2 separate regions of the Homo sapiens genome follow, and region 1 is linked to region 2. Evidence: chromatin loops called from intact Hi-C (ENCODE). Cell type or tissue: heart right ventricle. All regions are shown on one strand. Links, peaks and the distances in the headings refer to the core of each region. The heading gives the core; the rest is flanking DNA.

Evidence for each region. Peaks named below come from ENCODE experiments on the same cell type or tissue, not always from the same donor. Only the 100,000 strongest peaks of a DNase experiment are listed, where the experiment ranks them.
Region 1: it touches region 2 in a loop (2.6-fold over the local background); 2 of 110 quality-filtered maps call a loop at or near these places.

The regions. Positions count from the first base shown.
Region 1 is chr6:141,159,973-141,169,064 of GRCh38, reverse strand. No RefSeq gene overlaps it. Among named protein-coding and RNA genes, the nearest start is that of MIR4465, 480 kb to the right of the region's middle. In heart right ventricle, for the core only: no CTCF peak of the experiment used is centred there; no DNase peak of the experiment used is centred there; H3K27ac peaks cover 3,722 bases.
Region 2 is chr6:141,460,519-141,469,610 of GRCh38, reverse strand. No RefSeq gene overlaps it. Among named protein-coding and RNA genes, the nearest start is that of GJE1, 670 kb to the left of the region's middle. RefSeq lists enhancers at 2,089-2,799, 8,813-9,092. In heart right ventricle, for the core only: no CTCF peak of the experiment used is centred there; no DNase peak of the experiment used is centred there; H3K4me3 peaks cover 784 bases; H3K27ac peaks cover 5,552 bases.

The sequences.
Region 1 (9,092 bases), core at 427-8,426, 300 kb after region 2:
AAAGATGGTGTGTCTGGAGTTTGTTCCTTCAGATGCTCAGATGTGTCTGGAGTTTCTTCCTTCTGGTGGGTTTGTGGTCTCGCTGACTTCAGGAGTGAAGCTGCAGACCTTCGCAATGAGTGTTACAGCTCATAAAGGCAGTGTGGACCCAAAGAATGAGCAGCAGCAAGATTTATTGCCAAGAGCAAAAGAACAAAGCTTTCGCAGCATGGAAGGGGACCTGAGTGGGCTGTCGCTGCTGGCTGGGGTGGCCTGCTTTTATTCCCTTATCTGGCCCCACCAACCTCCTGCTGATTGGTCCATTTTACAGAGAGCTGATTGGTCCGTTTTGACAGAGTGCTGATTGGTGCGTTTATAATCCTTTAGCTAGACACAAAACTTCTCCAAGTCTCCACCAGATTAGCTAGACACAGAGCACTGACTGGTGCATTTACAAACCCTTAGCTAGACACAGAGTGCTGACTGGTGCGTTTACAATCCTTCAGCTGGACACAAAAGTTCTCCAAGTCCCCATCCGACATTTAGCTAGACACAAAAGTTCTCCAAGTCCCCACCAGATTAGCTAGACCCAGAGCGCTGATTGGTGCGTTTACAAACCTTTAGCTAGACACAGAGTGCTGATTGGTGCGTTTACACACCTCTTGCTAGACACAGTGCTGATTGGTGCATTTACAATCCTTTAGCTGGACAGAAAAGTTCTCCACATCCCCACTGCATCCAGAAGCCCAGTCGGCTTCACCTCTCAATGGCACTGGCTGTGGGACTTTGCAGCACCTAGCCCGGGCACTCTGGCAGCCCAGAGGGAGCTCTTCCCCTGATCAAGCCCAGCAGGCGCTGGCCGGTGGCTCCTAGTGTAGGGCTTGCCCAGCCCGCGCTCACTTGGAACCCGCAGTGGCCCATGAGTGCCGCTTGCAACCCCAGCTCCCGCCCGTGCCTCTCCCTCCACACCTCCCCTCGAGCAGAGCCAGCTCTGGCCTCGGCCAGCCCCTGAGAAAGGCCCCCACAGCACAGCAGCGGGCTGAAGGGCTCCTTGAGCGAAGCCAGAGCGAACGCCGAGGCCGAGGAGGCGCAAGAGCGAGGGAGGGCTGCTAGCACTTTGTCACCTCTCAGTGGGGTGATGAAATTCTTATGTTCATATTACAAATCTCTGCAGGGATGATTGGTGTTCATCAAAGCTAATACATTAAAAAACAAACTGGCTATGTTAGTAAACTTCATGCCTATGATTCTTAAGCTCTCCTTCCTGTCCCCAAACAAAAACTCGCAAATATAATCCCTGTAATTCTGTACCTGTCTGTGACCTTTCTAACAAAGAAATTCATGGAGATGTCACAGGATATTTTAAATGTTCAGGGGAAACCACAGATATATCATACAAACCACTAGACATTAGATTTTTCTACATTCATTTTGAAAATGTCATATTTACAAAGGTGGGATTTAAATTTTTGCTGTGATCTATAGCAAGTACTATAGGAAATGAGGGTGGTACTCTCCAACGTTTGAAAAGTTGTACAGTGCCCAACTTGTGCATTCATCCCACTAGTAAGTAATTTTGGTTATTTAAAAATAAAATAAGTATGTATTTTTTTCAATTCAGGTCTATTATTTTTTCAAATGGATACTGTGTTCTTAGAACAAAAATAATTGTTGTTTGGACCTTTCTACTTACTAAACATAACTGTTAGCTTTTTGGGGTTTTTTTTTTGTCCTGTAATCAGTGTGAAAAAAATATTGAGAGACTGAGGGTTCTGTGAATCCAGAAAGTTACGAAGTCTCTTCTCTGATCTCATACAACATGAGTGCTAAAAAAATATAACAAAACGACAAAGGAACAAAAATCTCTAATTGGATATTAGACATCAATGTCAAAAATATTTGATTCAAAACAAAAGGAGATAATTGTGCTATCAACATCTTCATCATTACTACGTACCTAATATAAAACTAATTACTACTACCTGTAATTTCTAATTCTTACGGCAATCCACTTACATAGATATGAATGATGTTTTTGAAGATTTTACCTGAGATTGAGATTATAGAACAAGCAGATGGTCTGTCAGAACAAGTAGATTGCCATGTCTTCTTTCTGCATCCCAACACCTATTTCCTGAAATATTTTTCTTTTATATGCTAAGCATACTTGACACTAAGAATTCTTAAAAGGATACTCAGTTCGTTCTAATTGTGTTTACTTTGGGAATTGAATTTTAAGAAGGAAGCTAATGAACTGAAATATTTGTAGAGTGATGAGGAGAGGAAATTTAATATTAAATTACTTGAAGAATTATTGAAAATGTAAGGATGTTTTCCTAGAAAGAAAATAGTTTTATGGAAACAAAATACTTTTCTAATAGTTGAAGGATGATTAATTCAAAGAAACCTCACGTTGATTTCATGTCGCTGGAGTAGAGGACCATCGGGGAGAAAGATAGTGGCTCGAGATAAATAAGGATTTGCTATAATGAGGGTTTTCCAAAATGATATGAGTTGCATTTGGAAAGTAATGGCATTTCTATCTTTGCAGGCACTTAACGCAGAGACTTATTGGGGTAATTAGTGGGTCAATTTTATATGTGATGCCTGTGTTGGAAAACATTTGAACTAGAATACATCTAAATTTCCAAAATTACTACTTCCCACAGTCAAGGTTGTACTGGCTACTAATAACAAAATTAGAAATATGATCAAATATTGGATTCCCTATGGCTCAGACGGACTCAGAGAGTTCTGACTGAGAGAGGAATTAGAGTCCAGAAAATCAATTTAAGACAACAACAACTGAAATAAGAAATAAACAAACAAATGCTATTGAGAATTAGGAAGAGTGCAGTTCAGAGGAACCAAAGGTTGGGATTAAAGTCAGGGTAATAGAGCCAAGGAAGTGAACCTGAAAGAAGAGTAAGTCAAGATCAAATTGAGAGTTGGGAGAAGTGAGGTGGAAGGTCTATAATTTAAATTTTAGCGACAATAGTTTGGTCCATTTGAGATCTGATTTAGAAATACTGTTGGCCTTGTCAAAATATCACATATTGTGATCATAATTTCATTAAGTTAATGATGTTGGCTGCCTTTTTTTGAATTGTCCCCCTGACATCAGTGTTTGTTATGCCTGAAAATCATGCAAGATGCTAGTTCTGAGAGTGCTGCTTTCCCTGTTTAATTGAAATGAATATCACTTTGCTAATATAGTGACTCAAGCAGGCAACTGTAGAAACAACATTTAGATAGAATTAGTCAAAACAAATGCAATCTCTTTCAGGCATTAATAGCTTTATTATCTGGTTTATGAATTTATTTGGAATACACAATCACATGGAGAATGATTTTGGCTAAACAATCTAGGCAAGAATAAGAACTATGAAACAATTCGAGTGTCTTTTAAGCATACATTGCTGGACAAAAATCTCTCCACACTTTCAGTAAGTATTGAACATTTTTCTTCCCTGGGCTAGAAAAGCTCCAGAATGCCGCCAGTTGAGGCATTCTTGAATAAAGCAGCAGGGGATTGCCAACAGTCTCAGGCCTTGTAATAGATTGTAGGGGACAGAGATGCCTCATTGAGAATCACAGGAACAACTGGCTCCAAATCATCTTGTCTTAGACTCTAAATCTTTTTAACAATGGTGGAAGAGGGTTGCCAAGAGGAAGACTAGAAAAGAGATGTGGGAAGAACTAAAAGAAAGAACCTGATTTCTACTTATGGTAATTTGTATTTTCTGAAGCCACACCTCCCTGTTGTTCAATGAAATGCTGAGAGCAGTAAATGAGAACAGGTTCTTTAACACAACACCACAGTGCCAGAAGCTCTTTAACAGTACTCTCTGCTTACTGTTGGGCTCAAAGTCAAATAAATTAGTTGAGAGGCAGCAATAATCTGATGAGCCAGCACAAACTCTATCTGAGTGGAATGCTGTGGTCATCAGGTCTACCTTGCTACCAGCAATTAAAAATTAACCATGGCATTTTCAAAAGAAGAACATAGCAATTCATATGCAGCTTCTTTTCCACTTGACATATGTCTAAACAGCATCTGCTTTCTCAAGTCAAGACAGATACACGCAATGAACCTCTTGTGTGTGCAATGTGCAAAGCTAGGTCATTAACACACCTGCCAGGAAAGCAAGGGGGAAGAAAAAAACATTCTTTCTCTTGGTAAACTCATTCATTTAAAACATCCAGGTTCTCCTGCGCTGTCCTTTGAACACCCCAATTATCTCCTCTTGCCCTTACAAACAAGTGGTGTGAATTTTAATCAGCTGGAATGCAATCAAGGGCTGAAATAAATAGTGTTGTTGAATCATTTTTACAGAGAAAAGACAGTTGCATACCTATACTATATGTGTTTCTGATTTTCACAAGGGTAGAATGCCCTTGCTATGGACTGAAACAAACAATGTTTTATTTTTGTTTCAACCTCTGTTGACTTTCCTCTGCTTTCCTTTCCCCTAGAATGCCAGGGCCTCAATTCCGAGAATAATTAGCAACACCCTCTGGTGATAACAGGGCCACAGCAACCCAACAGTGATATCTTACAGGCGCCAGCTGTGCTTCGGTATTTATTTATTAAGATCACAATATTTACACAGTATGAATTCATTGAGATGGTGGGGGATTGAGCAATGCTCTAGCAGCTAAATTTTATCTGTATTTTTAAATGAAGATGAAAAAACTTCTAGGCTGTGTACTGTTTCCTTCCCTGGACAAAAAAAAAAAAAAAAAAAAAAAAATCAAGCTTCTAATTCCAATCCAGCCCTATTTTGCTAGCAGTTTGGTGTATACGCCCTAGATGGGCTTTCCAGGCATGCACTGCAGTGACTACTACAGTGAAACCTGCTTGTCCAGCACAGAGGGGAAGCTTAACACTGCTATAGGTACATGGAATGACAAAGCAAAGAAACCAGGCAGTAAGTTTTTATTGGCTGATAACTCTACTCAGCCCAGAGCTGTGAATGAGCAATCTAGACATTTACTCAAAATCTCCACTTCACTTGAATTACTATAGCTTTTCATTGGCTCTTCTGTAAGTATTTGTTATCATGGCGATAGGAAACACATGTTCTGATGTTCCTCTGCAAAGTGATTTGCTCTGTAAAACCCTATCTTAGGGAGGGTTTTTGATGTAGATAGACAATTTTAGGAATTTAGTTTGGAAAAAAAATGTTCAATGTATATTTCAGGTGAGAAAGTAATGAATGGCTGGAACAAGGAATGCATGCATTTTTTTTTATCATATGGAACTCCCTGATATTTCTGTCTTGAAGTCCCTCAAGCAAGAGTTGGTTCTATTTTTAAAATATAAATATGATTGATTGATGGATAGGAATCATAGTGTTATAGGAACAACAGGTTCGTATGCCTGCTGTGCAATAACATATCCATTAAGCTGAGACAGCAAAGTTTGCAGCAGAGAAAGAGTTTAATGATTGCAGGACACTGAATGAGGAGAGAGGAGGAGCTCCTCAAATTCATCTCCCCAAAAAGTTCTAGGTTGGGTTTTTTAAGGAGATCATGGAATGTCAGGGGCTGGAAAATTGAAGTCATTGATTGTCAGTGTAAGGAGGGTGAAATCATCAGGATACAGAAACTGCATTCTTTGGTGAGCTGGCTTCTTGCAGGATCATTTTGACCAGCTGATGTCAGTACTTTCATCAGTATGCAGGACCTGAAGGAATAACTCAAAGAGAAAATTTAACATTTCAAAGTGTTCAAGTTATTATCTATAGAGCAGTTAAGGAGAATTATAATCTTGCAACACAGTCTACATGATTCTAGGACAATAGGCACCAAACCAAGCAGGTCAGAGAGTAAACTGACTTAATGATTTATACTGAATGTGCTGCAAAAATGATTTACTTTTATTTCTCCCTTTCTCTTTCCCTGATTAATTTTATAAAGTTTATAGGGGCACTTTCAATAAGATGTTATGGTAAGTGAAATAAGCCAGGCACAAAAAGACAAATGCTACATGATCTCACTTGTATGTGGAAACTAAAGAAATCAAACTCACAGAAGCAGAGAGAAAAATGGTGGGTTCGGGTTGGGGAGGGAAGAGGCTAGGGGAAGGGATATGGAGCTGGAGGAGAGGGAAATGGGAAGATGTTAGTCAAAGGGTATAAACTTTTGGTTATGCAGGATCAATAATTCTGAAGCTCTAATACAGCACGGTGGGCTATGGTTAATAACACTCTATTGTATACTTCAAATTTGCCAAGAGAATAGATCTTACATGTTCTTACCACACACACACACACAAACGGTAATGAAGGAAATTATAACATTTTACCCCAAAATGTGGCTCTCTGGAGTAATGGCTATTTTAAATTAAAAATTCTTACAGATCAACAGGCTCTGGAAGAGACTTTCCCATCTACATGAAGATAGGATGACCCACCAAGGGGAATGAGAACATTGTTCTTGTTATTATTCCTGTTCTACCTGTTATTTCATTATCCAGGACAGGAAAGAAGACCAAAAATGTAACCATACCTGAACAGACCCTTTTTCAAGATAATTACTGTCTCCAAGGATCATTTACATTCCAGAGAGAACTATTCACATGTTAATTTCTGTTCCAGATCCAATCACTCTTTTTAGTAATCAGTTATGCCCCTCAATAGAATTTCTCCTCCCCCATCTCTCATAACCTGTTTTACCAGGATCCAAGCCTTCATTCTTTCTGTAACCTTGAGATGACATATAATTTTCTGTACCTCATTAGGAATTTGGGTCTTTATTCTGAATGCTTTAATATACATATTAAATAAATTTGGATGCCTTTTCTCGTGTTAATCAATCTGCCACGTCCGACATTTTCAGTGAGCCCCCAGGGGCCAAGGGCCTTGGCCCCTACTGTGACTATGTTAGATGATGAATATGTTAATTTACTTTATAGTGGCAGTAAGTTCACAGTGTATACATATATCAAAACATCATGTTGTATGTCTTAAATATATATATATATATATATATATTTCTTTTTTGAGATGGAGTCTTGCTCTGTCACCAGGCTGGAGTGCAATGGCACAATCTCAGCTCACTGCAACCTCTGCCTTCCAGGTTCAAGCAATTCTCCTGCCTCAGCCTCCTGAGTAGCTGGGACTACAGGTGCGTGCCACCATGCCCACCTGATTTTTGTATTTTTAGTAGAGATGGGGTTTCACCATGTTGGCCAGGATGGTTTCGATCTCCTGACCTTATGACCTGCCCGCATCAGCCTCCCAAAGTGCTAGGATTACAGGTGTGAGCCACCACGCCCGGCCATAAATATATAAAATTTTTATAACTCAATTATGCCTCAATAAAGCTGAGATAAAAAAAGAAATCATAATATAATGTGAGGCATTTGAATTGTTCTTTTATCATGGTTACCCCAAACAAGTCACATTTTCTTCATTAAATTTTTACACATTATAAACATATAAAGATATTTGCCATCAAGTTATTAATAGTTCAATATATTATCATCAGCTTTGACCAGGTGTAGCGACTCATACTTTTAATTCCAGCATTTTGGAAGGCCGAAGTAGGAGGATTTCTTGATGCCAGGAGTTCAAGCCCAGCCAGCGCAATATAGTGAGACCCCATCTCTACAAAAAATTTTTCAAAATTAGCCAGGTGTGGTGGTGCATGCCTGTAATTCTACCTACTTAGGAGGCTGAGGCACTAGGATGGCTTAAGCACAGGCACTTGAGGCTTCAGTGAGCTATGATTGTACTATTGGGCAACAGAATGAGACTGTCTCAAAAAAAATAGCTTAACATTTTTAAAATATTTTGATTAAGAGGGCTTAATGTAGTTGTGCAGTCTTCAAAATTAATTAATAAATCATTTTCAAAAGTTAATATGAGACATTCTGTCAATATTGAAGAAAGTAGAAAGATTCCAAAATTGAGTTTTGTCAACAAGTAATAATAACGATCGGTTATCCTAATTATTTACAATATTACATCTAAGTATATTATATTTCTAATTATATTATATATAAAACATTGTAAATTATGAAATAATATAATTATTTAGAATAATATGATTATATAATCACACTTAACAAAGAATATTACTGACTAAAAAATCTTTCTTAAAATTGTTTCATATATTTGCATCTATTTTAAGAAAGACTTAGCAGACAATAATCTTGCACAAGGTCATAAATTATAAAGTTATCCTCAAGCACTGGTTGTTTTCATGCCAGCCTTCTCCTTTTTAAAAATTAAAAAGAGAATAATGCAGCAGTTCAGTTGACATTTAATATTGTATTGTCCATATTACTTTATCTTTCATAGAGCTTATTGCCTTTATTTTATTAAAATATCCCAGAATAATCTAACTTGAATAAGAAATCTAATTTTCTCTATCATTTTAACTTCTGTTTGGAAAAGTGGCTGCAAAGGAACATTTTTTTATATATATAAACTTACTAGTAAAGTAATATGTACACACAGAAAAGTGAACAGCAGATGATCACACAGATTAATGATTTACATCTGTGTATCCAGACCCAGATCAAAGAATGAATTAATATCAGAAAACAGAATCCCTCTTTGGCACCTCCCATATTCTGGCTGTGCCTTCCAGATAACTACTATTCTGATTTCCAAAGGTATAGATTAGTTTAAAGAATATTAACAGTCACAAAATTTGATACTAATTTCTACTTTAACCTTGTTAATATCCTGAATGTTAATGCACTAAAATGATTAAGGATAGTGTAAAGATGGAAAGGGGGTGGGTGATCTTTCCTCCTCATTATAAGGGTCACAGCCAACATGACTATAACAAAACATGGATTAATAAAAGAAAGGCATAACAGATTTACATACTATGGAAGCTTTCAGAATGAAGACCAAAGACCCTAGGAAAACTATCTTTATCCCTAGAGTTGATGAAGAATGGACAACTGTGTAAAACTGTGATTGGACAAAAAGGGTATGATCTAATAAGAACAGACTGAGGAGAGAACCCAGCAAGGCCTATCTGTTCAGATTGTTGATGGAAAAAACAAACTCCATAAAATATTTAGAGGCTTATTCTGAGACAATATGAGTGACCGCAGCCCAGGGAGCAGTCTCAAGAGGTCCTGAGAAAAT
Region 2 (9,092 bases), core at 527-8,526:
GTGTGAGAGAAGTAAAATGTGTTTTTAGATAAAGATTATAAAAAGGCATGGGAATGTAAATTTTTGTCTAGTTTAGAGGGTTAGAGGATTGTTTTAAATTAGATAAGATAAAGCTAAATGTTTAAATAAGTTGAGAAAACTTTGCAAAAATTAATGTTGTAAAAGAAATTCTGTGTGTGAACATATTAACAAAAATTTGTAAAGGATTATCAAAGGTTTATAAGACTCTCACCTCATGGTCAAACTGATTAAGATAGGATAAAATTATCTATAAAGTCTCATTTAAAAAATGGGGTTGACATTAATAGTAGACTCATGCAAGAGTAAAATTTGGCCTTCTCTCTCTTGAACAGGATTTTCATGTAATTTTAAAGACAGATTGTTTGGAATCAAGTCTTTCTTCCTAATGAATAAAAGTTTTGCCTTGTTTTAAAATTTTTGAGTCAACATTTTGGCTAAAATAAATGACTTATGGTAATGCAGACTTCTATTTCATAATATCAAGTGTTTTAAAATTTTAACCTGTTTGGTAGCCTTCCCAAAATAAAAATTCATCTTCAAAAATTGTCTTCTCTGACCCCTAACTTTTGAATTCTACAGAGGTCCCTTGGAGCATCCAAAAGAGAGGAAAACAGGATTATTTGATATGTTTAGTTACATGGGATTGCCAAAATAAAAATAAAGTTTAATATTCATTAGGTTATATAATAGAAGATTAATGTATGTTCCAAAATTGTATGAAATTTCTAAAATTCTAATGTCTTAGTATATAGTATCAATCATAATTTAGGTTCTTGTGTTAAGTTATTGTAAACCACAGAAATAATCAAATTTCTATGTCAATCATGTTTTTGATTGTCACCACCCATAGACATTATGTCACTCACAGACAATTGTTGTCTTGTTTTCATCCTTTTCAAAAGACAGTTTATAATCAGCTATAGGACTTTGATTGGTGCTCTCAAATGCAAGTTTCTAATAACTTTGGAGATTGTGATGATGGAACAGAGGAAAAACATATAATACTCATGAAGAGCTAAAATGTTCATGAATATCAACCCGAACAAGAGTTAATGGAATGGACTGAACTAATATAAAACTGAAATAATCTTTTTTAACTTTTTCTTAAAATCTTGCTGATTCTTGTTTTGTTTTTCAGAGTCAAGGAAAGTTTTCTTTTGAACTATCAAGAGTTTTTAACAATTAAGTTATTTTCCTGTGAACAAAATTTGGAGCATATTTGTTTCTCTTGGCCTGGCTTCTCCAGAATTTCAAAACTATTTATGAGTATTCTTAACTTATGGCAATATAGTTATTTGCATCAGTGCAATAAAAATCTATTTTCCTCTGCAGCAGGACACAATTGGAGAAACTGGTAGTTTTACCAAGGCTCTGACTGGAAAGGTGTGCTTTCCTTTAAGGAATCAAGCTTGACTTGCAGAGTCAATAAAAACCCCTGGGGAAAACTGGCCTCACACCTTGTCTTCACAGTTTTGGCATAGGGTTGCAAGCCTGTGGTAAGTAAAGAATGTCACTTTCTAACAGGCCCAGGAGCCACTTGTTATCTTGAAACCTCAAGAAGAGAGGAATTTACCCAACTCATATTTATTTGAGGGTACAAGCCCTTGTGGGCTCAGCTTTATCTGAGATTCCTTGTGGAACAGAGTTCCATCAAAGCCAATTTAAAAAGTCTATGTGAAAGATAGTTATTCTTGCCACACTTTATGTGAATAATCAGGTCAAGCATAAGACTAAGGTTTATTTTACAAACAACACATTCCTATAATGATTTGTTTTTAGCAAAACTGAGGATTGGAGAGAGAAAATTATGTTTCAAAACTTATATGCTTGTCATTAAATTCTAGTCTCATTACTTGTTTTTAAGTTTTTGCCTACATTTTACACTAATGATGCTTATTCCTGTGAACCAACCAGTGATCTACAGCTGCAGCTCAGGAGAAAAACAAAAGGGATAGGTAATGTAAAAATCTGGATCAATATTCTAGTTCTGAGCCATTATTCTGCAAATCTTGCCAGGTAATTGAAGTAAACAGGATGCCCATCACCCAGAGGTTTCTTTGGGAAAATAAGACAAAGGGAGCTAACCAAAGCCAAGTCCTATGCACCCAAATCTTAGTAGGCTTAACTATAGCCACCAGTTATCTGTGCATAAAAGCAGTCTCGGGATTTTTGAGCTGTCCCTACCCCTGCCTTGTTTTGTTTTGATACATATCTTGTAATAACCTGGTTTGTCTCTTCTGGCCTTCAGGCAGTCATACTCCAAACAGTCATGAAACCAGAGGTTCAAACAATGGCTCCCTTTTACAAGGGAACCTTAGATGGGCCTCTGAGGGAAATCTGACTGCTGTATTCCCAAAACAGTGACCCCTGTCAACAGGAAGCCATTAAGACTGGTCTTTGTCCCTATTCTAATGGAAGTTAGATGTACTTCTTCAGAGGGGGAAATGATAGAGGCAGGAGGCAGACAAATGTCTAGGCAGATAGGGGCATGTATCTGGTGAAACTCCACCTCCAAGCCAAAGACAGTTTAAAGCCTGAAAGCCAAGCTGCAAGCTAAATCCTCAGACAGGATTAAGAACCTGTCTTCCCTTTTGGCACACTTTCCTCTGACTGATCCTTACTTTCCACCTATTTTACATAGACTTACCCTTTCCATATTGTTGTGCCCAGCTTTCAGTGTTCCCTTCACTTTAACCTTTTTTGCCTACTCACAAACCAATCAGCATGCATTTCTCATCCTGCACCTTTAAAGACCCAAGACTCAGTCAGTAGAGGAGGAGACAGCCTAACTTTGGGGAAGATGACCTGCCCTTCACCTGTTTCTCCAGCTCCCCTCTCCACTGAGAGCCATTTTCATCACTCAATAAATTTATCTGCCTTCATCCATGTGGCTTAATGATCCACATAACCTTACCCTTCTTGGACACAGGACAAGAGCTTGGGGCCCCTGAGTGTGGGTACCCAGATAGGGCTATCACACTGACCCTTTGCCTTTGTCAGTGGAGGGCAGCTGCCCCATGGGATGAGACAAGGGGCCAACAGAGCTGCTAACATACTGCCGTCTGTTGGACTGTGGACAGGGAAAGTAAATGAGCACTGTAACAACCTCTCCAGTCTCTTTGGGGTCATTGGCATCCTCACCTGGGTGCCACTGCATTCCCCTTAAGGCAACATGCCTAGTCTGACTGTGGGCCCTACACAGAACTTGCTTCTATGTTTGCTGGATCCCACACTCACTTGCTCATGTACTCTCTCCCACAAGGGGCTGAGCACAGTGGACCAAGTGAACGGGGCAACCTTGCCACGAGTCCAGTGAAGGAGCTGAGAAAAATCCTGCATCAGTACTTAATAGCCATATCAGCACAGATTAAACTTCAGTTTCTACCTAAGGATCTTATATGTCTCAGGTAAATTTAAACACTTTACAATTTACACAGTTATTAGGGACCTTGTACTTTGTATTCTCCATAACCCATAGGAGCACTTCTTTTATCCTGGACAACATACTGGTTACTTTTTCAGGTATCTAACTCAAATCCGTTGTCATTGCATACTTAGCTTTCAGTAAGAAATGACCAAAAATAGTGAATTAATGATTAAACAGTTACATGTATTTATATTTGCAGGAGAAAATAAGAATCAAAAGATAACAGAAGTGAGACATAACAAAGAAATCAGAAGGACAAAAAGTATGTAATTTAAATAAATTTAATGAGGTTTAGTGATTTGGAAACAACAGCAAACAACAAACAGATACCTAAGGATTTAGCAGAATTTAGAAAAGGGCCAGAAAATAATAATGTAATGATCAAACCTGAAAATTAAAAAATAATAATATGATAGGTTTGTGTTTATTTAATAGAGGGTCAAAGGAAAATCCAAGAGTTTAAATAATTGGGTCAGTGTGGACCATGTCATTGGGCATGTATGTTATGGAACAGAACGTTCATTCTAACCAAAGGGGTAAAACCCACCTGGATCAACTCTGTGAGAGATGTATGGTAAACAGTTGCTCACACATATACAGGTTAATAAAATCTCCAGCCATGAATCCTATCATTATATTCCTCTTATTATATGGATTATTCAGGAATATTTGGTTATGATTTGAGAGTTCCTATCTTATTACAGATATCAAATGCAAAATTAAGATTTTTTTCTATTTTTATGTACGTTCCACATTGTTGATTTGTGCTTACTAATCTATTAATTAGACAGATGGGCCATTGGTTTCTGAACAATTACTATTGAGGAAAAAAACTCTCATTGTTTACAGAAATATTAGAAAATATTTTCTGTTTTTATTAATTGATATCAACCTGTCTCAGTCAGGTATTCCAAGTTCAAAGTTCGCTAACTTCTCTGTTTTCTTACAGATTTTTGACTTCTCTGTCCTTTGTGGATGATAATATTTAGATTTCAGAATGCACAAGGGGGTATTGTAATTCTCTGCAGGCAGTGAATCTCTGGCCATTGATCTGTGTGTCATTTCACCAGACTCTCAGGCACAGCAATGTTATAGTCTGGCAGCAGATAATGAAGACCTGAAACAACCTCCCATTCTGATGAATAAAATAAAGTAAATATTTTAAATCTGTTTATTTTCTATTGGAGGTAGCCTGTAGTTGAACATATATATTACCTTTTGAAAATCAACAAAAATATTTAGTTGATTCCAGTAGCACTCGGAGTTGTGAATTCATATATAGAATATTGAATTAATGGAAAAAAACCAGAGCATCCGAGTATAAACAGTGAAAAATGGTGCAAAATGAAGAAAGCAGGGGCGTGGGTGCATAAAACAGACAGTTGAGAAATTTTTCAAGCATGATTCTTTGTCTTCTTGAACTCTGATTTAAAGGTTGCTAAGCAACAGTGGCAGTAACAGCTGGGACACCCTTGATCTTGTTGTGTAAACTATTAAAAATAGGTGATGGAAAGTGGCACCATGGAAACAATGACTCTACTGAAGCAGGTGTCTGTAATGCAGCTTTTCAATCTAATGTTAGAGGTGTAAATTACAAAAAGACAAAAATAAAATAACTGTGTCTTTCATTTTCCTAATCTTTGACTTTGGTAAGGGATATTTCTTCTCCTTTGCATTTTCTTGCAATTCCCCAAGCATGTTGGCTCAAGAAATTGTTGATAATTTTAACTAATTACTAACATTGGATTTTGATTTCTAAATTTCAAAAGTGATTTCTTTTTTATAATTTCAAACTCAATCGAAATTCTATATATCCAGTTAAATATAAAGTGCTATATAATGGCCATTGTGCATGAATCTTTTCAGGTTTCTAATTAACTAATATTAATTTTCAGAGGCTGATCATGTTATTATTTATTTTAGATTAACAGGAATCACCCTTGAAGCCCTCCCTGAATCTTGTTGTATAAATGTTTTCAATAATAACAACACAAATATATACACCTAGTCTATATATTTCAAGGACTCATTCTATTATATTTATAAAATCAACAGTAAATAATTCAGCTCTTATTTTCAGATAGTTTATTAGATGCCAGCACTTAATGACCTATAGAACCAGTGTAAACCTCAGTACTTACAGAGGTAGAAAGGACACATTTCCAACAATGTCACCTAAATCAAGCTTTTCCTGCCAGTCAAGTGAATTTGTTTTTTTAGACATTCAATTGAAGGACCATTAAAATAAGAATATTCAGATATTTTGTGTTTAGAGCATTTAAATAAAATGTGTAATAACTAGAAGAGCCTGTAAGACCATTTCTACTTTCATTTTACACATGAGAAACTGAAAAACCACAAAAATGTTAGCTAAGGCAGAGACTACAGTTCCTAAAGTAACATATTAATCTGTCTCCTATTCCAGAGCTCTTTCCACTGCGGGATGATGTTAAATTTAGCCTATTCTAATAAAGATTTTAGAACTTTGTGAAGATTTGATTATTATCGAATGATAATTGATAAGTTTCATGGGCATTTCTGCTCATTTTAGTTTTCTAAACTCATGCATTAAACTTCGTTTTCATAAAACACATAAAACAATTATAAGACATATAAATTTAAGATATTAAGAATATCATGTTCTTGTTCGAACACAAGATAGTCCGTTGACACTAACTGGCAGTGAAACATATATCAGTGAGTCATGCTGAGCGCCTTGTCTTCTGAATTCCAAGTTTGGGAACAGGCAGATATGGCTGAAAGCCTGGATTCTGCAGAGCAATGACAAAAATAATTGTTCTGTATTAGATAGTCATTTGGAGCCAGGCTGTGAGTTTGGAATTAAGGAATATGTTGAGGCTCTTCTCACAAGAAAGAAGGCAGAAACCGTTGCCGGTGACTATGGCTTTCATTATCCACATAGTAAGTCTACTTAAAAAAAAAAAAAAAAAAAAAAACTTCTAGAAATAATAAGTTAAACAAAGTTAAAAGATGAAATATTCAATATTGTTTCCATATAACACAATTTTAAATTTAAAAAATTGAAACAGAAGTCGTATACTTCTCAATATAATGCACAACGTTTATGGAAATGAATATACCAAAATGTTTTCAACCCTATATTAAGAAAATGATTAAACATTACTGAAGATTATTAAAGAAGTCATAAATACATGGATAAAAATTATGATTTTTATATAAAGTAGACAATATTATAAAGACAGCAATTTTCCCACCAAATTAGCTATAAGTTAAATGGAATTTAAGTCAACCTCTCAATAGGTTTTCTTATGAAACTTGACAAGCTGATGTTACTACATCATGTGTAAGAGTAAATGATCACTAACTGCCAAGATAATTTTGGGAAAGGTTGTTGATATGGTTTGGCTGTGTCCCCACCCAAATCTCATTTTGAATTGTAACTCCCACAATTCCCATGTGTCATGGAAGGAACCTGGTGGGAAGTGATTGAATTATGGGGGTGGCTCTTTCCTGTGCTGTTCTCATGATGATCATGAATGAGTCTCACAAGATCTGATGGTTTTAAAAACGGGAATTTCCCTGCATAAGCTCTCTCTTGCCACTGCCATGTAAGAAGTGCTTTTCACCTTCCACCATGATTGTGAGGCCTCCCTAGCCATGTGGAACCATAAGTCCATTAAACCTCTTATGTAAATTCCCCAGTCTTGGGTATGTCTTTATCACCAGTGTGAAAACAGACTAATACAGGTGTGGTGTTTGTAATAGCCTTACCCTACCCAGGTTCAAGGGAATTCTGTTTGGGCTCTTTATAAGAAGTGCATTATCAGAAAAGATATTTGCTTGAATACATTTCTCAAATTAATGAATTTGAAAAATATTCACTTACCCTGTAATTATATTTTAAAACTCTCCATTGAAGTTGTCAGGGGAGGCAAATTTAACTATTAAGATGCCAGACTTGCTTGGCAGAAATTAAGATAGTTACCTATTTTACTGTTGTTTATTCCTATAATATTGTAAGTGTAATTTTTCATAGCCTTTTGTATCCCAGGATTAATTTTATGTTTTTCATTATTTTGAAGAAAAATAGGAATATAATAACAGTACCTCCCTTCTGAATTGTTTTGGAGAATGTTTGAGTATTACCTTGCCATAATTGATGAGGTACTTCAGAGGAGACACTTTTGTCCTGTGTCACTATTTTCAAATTTAACAATCCTACATGTTTAGTTAATGTTAAAGGGTATTGTCAAACGCTGCTCCTGTACTTCTGACTTAGGCAAAATCCCTATTGCTTAAGTCACCTAAGGACATCAGACTCAAATTCTTGCTGATTAATCCTCCATAAATCCATCATCTATTTAATATTTTAAAGTATATTAATAGGGTTTTATTGCTGAACTAATTATTTAATTCATGCAAGCTAAAGTTCTTCCTCTTTTAAAAGAGCAACCTCAATAGGACCATGTTTCAATATGCAAACATAATACTGAAGTAGCAAGTAAAGGAAAGCAATTGTGTCCTTCCATATTGCAATCCATTAAAAAATATCAGTAGCTCCTATAATTGTCCACATGTCAAATTTGAGCTGTTTCTTAGGTTATAAATATTGCCAAACTCCCAAACTGGGGAGTAATTTGAGAGCCAGACTGGCTTGCTTTAAATCCTAGATCCACCTCTTGTTAGCTATGCGAAGTTGGGCAAATTTTTATTATTCGATTTTCTCATCAGTAACAGAGATTATAATAATAGCAACTACTTCATATGGTTCTTATGTAGGTGAAATGAGTTAGTATATGTGAGCCTTATGGAAGAGTATGTGACACAAGTCAACACCATATGGGTCAGCTATGATCTTGCTAGCTGATGTTGTGCTAATGTTCTTCCTCTAGCTCCAGGTGTTCCCTTCAAAAGCACTTGAGATTTTTTAGGATAAACATATGAGGCCTGATAAAAAACAATCATACCTCCCTGTGATTCAGACTCTAAACATTTACTTTATTGAAAGGGGGCTAATCAAGATAGAAAATATATGAAAATATATGAATTGTTTCTAATCATGCCAAAGAAACAATTTTAAATTTAGCTTTTTACTTTTTAAATTTGCCTAAAAATCAATTGTTAATTTATATAGATTATTTTTTGCTAAAAAATTTGTAAACTCAGGTCAGCAGGAAATATATACCCATGTGTAAGTCTACAAATATGTATGCACCACTCCTCTGATATTTACACCATGACAATTGGTAAATACAAAAAATATTTTATGTATATATGTGTAAAGATGATACAGCAAGAAAAATCCATATTTGTGTGTCATTTTCAAAACAAATTTTATCTGGAATAATTATAGATTTAGTGAAAACTTGCAAAGATAGTTTTCATATTCCATTCACCCAGTTTCCCTAATGTTAACTTTAAAAAAATAACAATGATATATTTGTTGAATTTAAAAGTAACATTCTGAGGTAGGAAGCGGGACTTGATGCTAGAGCCAGTTTCATGCGCTTCCATGTGAAGAGACCACCAAACAGGCTTTGTGTGAGCAATAAAGCTTTTAATCACCTGGGTGCAGGCAGGCTGAGTCCGAAAAGATAGTCAGCCAAGGGAGATAGGGGTGGGGCCGTTTTATAGGCTTTGGGTAGGCAAAGGAAAAAGGGTG